3 separate regions of the Homo sapiens genome follow, and regions 2 and 3 are each linked to region 1. A link is a contact called in ENCODE Hi-C or POLR2A ChIA-PET data. All regions are on one chromosome and are shown on one strand. The core of a region is the stretch at or near the end of the contact, and the rest is flanking DNA. Distances in the headings are between cores, read along the strand shown. Region 1 holds the start of CD37 (CD37 molecule). Region 2 holds the start of LHB (luteinizing hormone subunit beta). Region 3 holds the start of AP2A1 (adaptor related protein complex 2 subunit alpha 1).

What was found. A loop is a pair of places that touch in the nucleus more often than their neighbours do. ChIA-PET counts read pairs that join two places held with the same protein, here RNA polymerase II (POLR2A). Pooled maps may share reads with other maps.
Region 2: a loop to region 1 is called in a pooled map, with 2.6 times the contacts of the local background. The contact joins the promoter of LHB here to the promoter of CD37 in region 1. A Hi-C loop is called at or near these places in 2 of 50 pooled maps. POLR2A ChIA-PET finds 5 or more read pairs at or near these places in 2 of 52 experiments (activated T-cell and common myeloid progenitor, CD34-positive).
Region 3: a loop to region 1 is called in a pooled map, with 6 times the contacts of the local background. The contact joins the promoter of AP2A1 here to the promoter of CD37 in region 1. A Hi-C loop is called at or near these places in 1 of 37 single-sample maps with no recorded cell type and 10 of 50 pooled maps. POLR2A ChIA-PET finds 5 or more read pairs at or near these places in 3 of 52 experiments (A673, HEK293 and activated CD8-positive, alpha-beta memory T cell).

Annotation. Positions count from the first base shown.
Region 1 is chr19:49,334,156-49,336,855 of GRCh38, forward strand. It overlaps CD37 (CD37 molecule), which reads left to right and starts at 1,251. Exons shown (of 8, transcript NM_001774.3): 1 at 1,251-1,454; 2 at 1,559-1,631. The coding sequence starts at 1,386. It also overlaps a transcript of SLC6A16 not described here. RefSeq lists enhancers at 802-871, 1,362-1,481.
Region 2 is chr19:49,015,787-49,018,486 of GRCh38, forward strand. LHB (luteinizing hormone subunit beta) reads right to left here and starts at 1,305. Exons shown (of 3, transcript NM_000894.3): 1 at 1,281-1,305; 2 at 761-928; 3 at 194-524. The coding sequence starts at 1,295. The coding sequence ends at 282. It overlaps RUVBL2 (RuvB like AAA ATPase 2), which reads left to right. Exons shown (of 15, transcript NM_006666.3): 15 at 31-184. The coding sequence ends at 56. It overlaps SAXO3 (stabilizer of axonemal microtubules 3), which reads right to left. Exons shown (of 5, transcript NM_001396011.1): 5 at 2,182-2,554. The coding sequence ends at 2,182. RefSeq lists enhancers at 2,026-2,320, 2,130-2,700 and a silencer at 2,297-2,486.
Region 3 is chr19:49,765,640-49,768,339 of GRCh38, forward strand. It overlaps AP2A1 (adaptor related protein complex 2 subunit alpha 1), which reads left to right and starts at 1,362. Exons shown (of 23, transcript NM_130787.3): 1 at 1,362-1,561. The coding sequence starts at 1,495. RefSeq lists enhancers at 27-1,004, 1,058-1,826 and a silencer at 917-1,496.

The DNA of each region.
Region 1 (2,700 bases), core at 1-2,500:
AGGCACAAAAACAAGTGGGGAAGGGGGAGACAGAGAAAAGAAGACAGGCTGGGCACAGTGGCTCACGCCCATAATCCCAGCACTTTAGGAGGCCAAGGCAGGAGGATCACTTGAGCCCAGAAATTTGAGACCAGCCTAGGCAACACAGTGAGACTCCCATCTCTACAAAAAATGAAGAAAATTAGCCAGGCATGGTGGTGTGCACCTGTAGTCCCAGCTACTTGGGAGGCTGAGGTGCAAGGATTGCTCGAGCCTGGGAAGGTTGGGGCTGCAGTGAGCTATGATCGCACTACTGCATTCCAGCCTGGGCGACCCTGTCTCAAAAACAAAAACAAAAGAGAGATGAAGAGAGAAAGGAGGAAGGACCCAAAGAAGGGGCCAGAAGCAGAGAGAGGCCAGGCACAGTGGCTCACGCCTGTAATCCCAACACTTTGGGAGGCCAAGGCAGGAGGGTCGCTTGAGTCCAGGAGTTCCAGACCAGCCTGGGCAACCTAGTGAGACCCTATCTCTGTTTTTTTTTAATTAAATATAAAAAATACAACACTCCCACTCCATAGCAAGACCCCATTTCTACAAAAAATACAAAAATTAGCCAGGCATGGTAGTGTGCACCTGTAATCCCAGCTACTCAGAAGGCAGAGGTGGGAGGATAGCTTGAGCCCAGGCTACAGTGAGCTGTTTTCCCCACCGTACTCCAGCCTGGGTGAAAAGTGAGACCCTGTCTCAAAAAGAAACAAATATATAAATAAAATAAAGAAACACAGAGAGAGGGAGGATAGAGACCCCAGGAGGCAGGAGGACAGAGACCCAGAGGAGGGAGAGACTCTGCTGAGATAAGGGGACAGAGATGGGGAGTAGCAGGAAGGTGGGGACAAAGACCCAGAGAGGAGGAACAAGAGACCCAGGGCAGGAAATGGGAGACACAGCTGGATGCAGAGATGGGAGAGCTTAGCAGGCCATGAGGTCAGAGTGTCTGTGAGGTCAGCTGCTGTCCAGGGTCAGCCCTGAGGTCCCCATGCCCAGAGGTGGGTTCCAGTAGATCAGGGGTCCCTTTAGATCCCCCAGCGCCTGAGACATGGAGACCTGGGAGGGACTGCCCCATGAGTCCTTGGTGCCCACAAATTCCAAGGCCCCTCAGGTACCAGAGCATGTGTCCCAGTGGAGCAGGTGAGGGAGACAGGGACAGAGAGAGAGACAGAAAGCCACCTTACATGAAGCGGGAGTGGGTGGAGCCCCACCCCTGGAACTTCCTCTTTTGGGGTTCTTCCTTTCTCTCTCAGCTCTCCGTCTCTCTTTCTCTCTCAGCCTCTTTCTTTCTCCCTGTCTCCCCCACTGTCAGCACCTCTTCTGTGTGGTGAGTGGACCGCTTACCCCACTAGGTGAAGATGTCAGCCCAGGAGAGCTGCCTCAGCCTCATCAAGTACTTCCTCTTCGTTTTCAACCTCTTCTTCTTCGTGAGTTGCCTCATGGCTACCCAGCCGGGGCCCAGCCCCTGCCGCTAACCCAGCCCTCATCTTCCCCTGTGGCCCACCCCCGTATCCGCATCTCCTCTCCCCAGGTCCTCGGCAGCCTGATCTTCTGCTTCGGCATCTGGATCCTCATTGACAAGACCAGCTTCGTGTCCTTTGTGGGTGAGGGGGGCTGGGGCAGGTGGGAGGGCCTCCCCCAACCCAAGCAACTTCCTGGGGTCTCCCTTGTCTCAGGGAGACCTACGGTGCCCTACTCTGCAGGCAGGCTACAGGCTCCCATCCACTGCTCACCGGAGGCTTCTTGGAGCCTGAGTCTTCTTCCGGCAAATGGGGTTGTGCATACAAACAACAATGATCATGAGAGCCATTTCTCAAGCACTTCCTATCTGTCGGGACTTGTGGCTGGTCAGATGCCCCCACAAACCTTCCCCTCGCTTGAGGTTCAGAGAGGGGAAGCCCCTTGATGGATGTCATACAGCAAGGACGTAAAAGAGCCAAAATAACATTAATAATAGGAAAATAATAATGAAGTATGACCCTAAATAATAATGAAATATAACCCTAAACGCTCATATTTAAGAAGTCTTTGCCCTGTGTTGAGGACTGGGTTGAACACATGTCCTCATGTGTCTCTCAAAATGACCCTAGGGGCCGGGCGCGGTGGCTCACACCTGTAATTCCAGCACTTTGGGAAGCCGAGGCAGGTGGATCACTTGAGGTCAGGAGTTCGAGAATAGCCTGGCCAACATGGTGAAACCCTGTCTCTACTCAAAAATACAAAACGTTAGCCAGGCATGGTGGCACATGCCTGTAGTCGCAGCTACTAGGGAGGCTGAGGCAGGAGAATCACTTGAACCTGGGAGGCAGAGGTTGCAGTGAGCCGAGATCACATCACTGCACTCCAGCCTGGGGGACAGAGCGAGGCTCCAACTCAAAAAAAAACCCTAAGAAATAGATATCATCTCCTATGCCTCAGGGAGGTTTAAGGAGCCAAGCCAATGTCACAGAACAAGTGATAGGGCTGAAACTACTGGGGACGAGGAGGAGCTGAAGGAGGAAGGAGAGGGTAAGAGGAAGAGAGACAGAGATCCAGGGACGGGAAACAGGCCCAGAAAGAAGAGAAAGTTTCAGAAGGAAACAGGGACTCAGGGTGGGGCAGGGACAGAGTCCCAGAGAGAGGGGCACCAAGATACTGCTCCCCACTTGGGTGGCTGCCTAGGTGGGAAATGGG
Region 2 (2,700 bases), core at 55-2,554, 320 kb before region 1:
CTGACCATGTGGCCTTCCTTCTCCCCACAGAAGGCGAGACCATGGACACCTCCTGAGTTGGATGTCATCCCCCGACCCCACCCTGTTTTCCACCAGAGTTCTGACACTGTGACTCTGTATAAAATGGTTGGGAAGCTGCACCCACCCTGTGTATGTGTGGTTGCCCTGAGCCCACAGAAAGACACCTCCAGAGTGCGGATTGAGAAGCCTTTATTGTGGGAGGATCGGGGTGTCAGGGCTCCAGGAGTCGGGATGGACTTGGAAGGCTGCGGGGAGGGTCTTTAGAGGAAGAGGAGGCCTGAGAGTTGGGGGTGGTCACAGGTCAAGGGGTGGTCTTTGGGACCCCCACAGTCAGAGGTGCTGCGGCGGCAGGGTCCACAGCGACAGCTGAGAGCCACAGGGAAGGAGACCACGGGGTCCACACCACGCGGGCAGCCAGGGAGCCGGATGGACTCGAAGCGCACATCACGGTAGGTGCACACCACCTGAGGCAGGGGCGGCAGGACCGCCTGCAGCACGCGCATCTGGAGGCCGTGTGAGTGGGGGAATGAGCATGTGCCTGAGGCCAGCGCCTCAGCTGAGCTCCCAAGCTGACCCCACAGGTCCTGGACTCAGGAGCCCAGGAAGCCCTCTGTTCCTGCCTTCCCACACCCCATTCCCCAACCGCAGGCCAGAGAGGCAGACCACCCTTCCTCCCCCGCTGCCTCTGTGGGTCTGGCCCTGAGGTGGCAGCATCTGCCCCTGGCCCCAGGCAGCTCACCATGGTGGGGCAGTAGCCGGCACAGATGGTGGTGTTGACGGTGATGCACACTGGGCAGCCCTCCTTCTCGACAGCCAGGATGGCATTGATGGGGTGGCACCATGGCCGAAGCGGCTCCCTGGATGCCCATGCCCCGCCCATGCTCAGCAGCAGCAACAGCAGCAGCCCCTGGGACAAGGACACTGCTTCACCCAGGTCTGAGACCGCAGCCCCGAGTCCTGGCCTTCCCATCCCGCGTGGTACACCACCCACAAAGACCCAGAGACCCTTCCCGGCATCTCCTATTCAGGACCCACCACCCGGACACCTGCCTTTCAGAGCCCACCCCACAGCCCAGAGGACCTGAGATGCCCCAACATTTCAGATCCCCACCCTCAGGAACTGCCCCACCTGAAGCTTACTGGGGGTCATGCCCCTCCAGAAAGAGGCCTCCTTCCACAGCTCACACGGGTCTGCCCCTTCTCATGCCAGTGATGGCCTGGAAGGAGGTGGAAGGTGCCCAGGGGCCCTGTAGTCTTACCTGGAGCATCTCCATCCTTGGTGCATCCCCTGCCTCGTGTATCTGGCTATATACCTCGGGGTTGTGGGGGCGGCAAGGCCACCAGGAGGTGATAGGATGCTGGGGTAACCTGGACACTAATCCCCCCGGGGGCGAGAGGTGCACATGGCCAGGGAGGCGCAGGAGTGGCTCAGCAGAGCGCCCCAGCCCTCTCCCCTCAGTGGTCTAGCGCCAGAGGTGAGGCAGAGACCACGGTGAAGTGACCTCAGAGACCCAGTTGTCGAGTGCTAGGGACTAGTCGAGCCTGGAGGCACAGGGAGTAGGGTGTAGGAAGGCCTGCCTCTGCCAATTGTGGGGTCTTGGGAGCCAGGAGGAGGCCATGACCCGAGAAAGGTGCTGGACTGAAGCCTCAACCCTCCACTTGAGGCTTTCCTGCACCACAGTCCAACCTAACAGGAGGGGCGCTGCTTCGGACTTAGCTTCTGCCCAGTGAGAGAGGGTCTCCCCGTGACTGTGCTGCCAGGGAAGCCACTTGACCCAGATGCCCCCAAGGAGGGATTAAGCCCGAGCCCCACCTCTCCCTTAGGGACCTCCGCCCACCCTACCCTCAAGCCAGGATGCCCGGAGCGTCCCCGGAAGTGGGTGTGGTTCAGGTGATTTAACTCATTATTTAATACGCCCGCAGGGTGCGTGTCTTGCCCCCGGGGCCACAGCCTGCAAGGACATTATCTGGACTTAGTCCCCTCTCCGTGATGCCGCAGCTGAGTGGGTGTCTGGGCTAGTCCCGCCCCCACGTTGCCAATAGACGTAATGAGTGCGACTCAGGCTGGGTCCGGAACCCTTCCTAGTGAGCGGAGGTCCCGAGCTCCGCTCGGCAGCGCGGCCCTGGGGGCGGGTCTGGGGTGGGGCTGGCCCTGACGGCTCACACCAGCGCCGGCTTCAAGCTGCCATAGCTGGAGTTCTCGGTACTGTAGGCTTTCGGCACGCTGTAGATGCCCCGCAGGGGCTTCCAGTGCGGGCCGCCCCAGGGCGCCTCCAGCGGGCAGAAGCGGTCGAGCCGCCGGAGCGGGTGCAGCAGGGGGCTGTAGGACTCCTGAGCCAGAGACAGGGCTCCCCGGTGCGGCATGGCCGAGGTCACCGGGCTGACGCGCGGCACGCGGACCCGCGGTGGTCGGGGCGGCCGGGAGGAGCGCGGACAGGGCGGCCGCTGCGGGCCGTGGCTCCAGACCTGGGGCGTCTCTTCGAAGCTCCAGTAGGTCAGGGAGTCCTTGCGGGGGTATCCGGACAGCTCCGTCCTGTGGGAGCAGGGCGGGATGGTGAGGATACAGCTGGATCCTTGGGGACGAGTTTCAGACCTCGGGATCTAAGGAGTCTGCACATTCAAACTCCTGCATTTCCAGGCGAGCACCCCTTAGGAAGGACGCGACCCGGCACGCGTTGC
Region 3 (2,700 bases), core at 112-2,611, 430 kb after region 1:
CTCCTTTCCATCTCCCAGGATTCAGAATGGCCATTCCAAAGGTCCAGAACACACCCCCAAGGCTCATTCCAGGAATTCTTGGCTTCTGAGATTAGAAAAGGCTGATGGGGTGGAGTTTTGTTCCTACAGGTGACAGAAATGGACTCTTCCAGTTCCCTTTGTCCCAAATTTCTCAATCTCCTGGGGCGTTGGGAGTTCTGGCCGTTTTGCCTTCCCCAAAGCCAGTTTACCAAAGAGTCTCTGGGGAGCTGGGGGTTGGGGATGGAGGCTGGGGCTGGGCCAAAGCAGATTCACCTATTTCTTCTTTTAACAAATGTTGTTGAAACTGTTCAAGGCCAGGTCCCATTCTTGCCCAGAAGGAGTTCCCAGTCTGGAGGAGACAATCAATTTTGGTTTGATATCTGCTACAATGGAGGCTGCCCGAGAGACACTGCGGTTGGACAAAAAAAAAAAGGCAACATATATTGAAAAGTAAGCCAAGATACGGTTTACGTTTATTTCTGCTTTTTCACTTCCAAGCTGTGTGGCCCTGGGCAAGTCATTCGCCCTCTCGACCTAAGTTTTAACTTCTGCTTAATGGGACTAGCCTTGAATTACTGTTTTTCACTCTGAGATTCTAGGTCTCCTGACAACTCAAGTCCCGACACGTTGGCTGCAGAGAAGGGGGGAGGGGAGGAAGGCTTCCTAGAAGAGGATTTCAGCAGTCGGGGGTGACAGTGGAGGGAGAAAGGGAACACGGAGACGCTTGCGCAGTAAACACCGCACGCTCTCTTGCCTCGCCCAACCCCTTCTCTGCAGCAGGGAATTGCAGGCGTCGCTCCACCTATCCCAGCCGAGCGGAGTGACACCCTCCCCTCTTTCCTTCTCTACTGATCTTCGCCTTCCGCCCGCCCCACAGCCGCCCAATGGAGGGCTGAAGTAGGACAGATCTCGCCAATCCGCGACGCCTGCGGGGCAGGTCTACCCGTTCATTGGTCCCAGTCAACCTAAGTCCCGCCTCCTAGGACCGTTCCCCGCCTTCCTTCACGTCCCTCCCTTCCTCCTTGGAGAGCCGCTAGATCCAATCAGTGTTTGACCTGGCCGCGCGGAGGGGGCGGGCCCATGATACGCAATCGAACCCCGCCCGTCTCTCGGGCAACGCCTCCTCCCCCCCCTCCCCAGCTCCCAAACGGAAATAGCGGAACACTGGGCCAATCGTAGCGTCGTGCCTTTGCTTGGCGGCCAATGAGAGAGGAAGTGGGGGAGAAACCCGCCTGTGAGCGGCAGGAGCTCAAGCCAGTGGGCGGCTCAGAGCTCCGGACCGCGGGCGGAGGGGAGGGGCAGGGGGCGGTGCCACGGCCTGCCAGCCCGCCCGCCCGCCCGCCAGCCAGCCCTCCCCGCGGCCGGCTCGGCTCCTTGGCGCTGCCTGGGGTCCTTTCCGCCCGGTCCCCGCTTGCCAGCCCCCGCTGCTCTGTGCCCTGTCCGGCCAGGCCTGGAGCCGACACCACCGCCATCATGCCGGCCGTGTCCAAGGGCGATGGGATGCGGGGGCTCGCGGTGTTCATCTCCGACATCCGGAACTGTGAGCGCGCGGCCGGGGGACACTGGAGACGCGGGGGAGGGGGGAGCGTGAAATTGAGGGGTTTGGGGATCACAGAGGGACCCGGGGGATCAAAAGCCTCTGCGGCCGTATAGGGACAGCATAGATGGGCCCCAGGAAGAACTTTAGAGTGGGGGGCACGTAGGGGCTTGGGGTGTCATAGAGTGCCTCTTGAGGTGACGACACGGAGTAGCTAGAGGGGTCCGGGAGGGCTTGAAAGGGGAGGAAGCCAGTGAGGTCCCGGGGATGGGAGCATAGAGGTGTCCCCTGGGAAAGACTGAAAAGCTGGGGGATCTTACAAACGATGGGGTTAGAGGGATTCCCAATGTAGAGAAGAAGTGAAAGAAGTGTATGGCGGGGGTGCCCTGTGGAGCGATGGAATGGGAAGAGGCCAGAGGGGACCTGGAGGAAGTGGAATGCCGGAAGCCTAATGAAGCAGGGCTTGAGGACCTGGGATAGGGGGTGTCATACAGGGGAAAGGGGTTAGATAGGTCACCGAGGCTCCTGGCCAGTGGTATAGAGGAGGCCTGAGAGTGGTTGAAAGTCCATGAGTTTGGGGCAGGGAGATGATGGGACGGGGAGACTATAAGGACACCCTGGTGAAGGATAGAGGGGCTTCAGGGTGGGAGATTGCCTAGAAGACATGGAAGGCAGTGTGGAGGGGGCTAGAGGGGCAGCTGAGGGGAAAGGAGGGACCCAAGGAACACAGAGGAAAAGAGCTGTCGGTGTAAGGTCTTGGGAGAACCTGTGACAGGGAACGGGGGGCCAGGAAAGAAGAGGACATTAGAGTAGGGGATTGGGGAAAGGGTAGAAGAAGGAGCGCCCAGACCTCAAGGAAGGCGTTGGGTTCTGAAGTGCTTGAGGGGTAGATATCTGGAAAGCTGGGAATAGGGGAAGTCTAATCCCAGAGAGAGGTCAGGGGTCAGGCAGCAGGACAGGCAGGGATCTGAGCCCTTTTCTATTTGACCACAGTAATATGGGGACGGTGGTCCCTGCCAGGAAGAGTTGTCGTGACGATGGGAATCCTGGCGGCAAGTCAGCTCTCAACTCCTGGGAATGGCTGTGGGTGATTGGAGCTGCCAGGAGTCTTCAGAGGCTGCATCCGCATGGGCTCTGGGGTC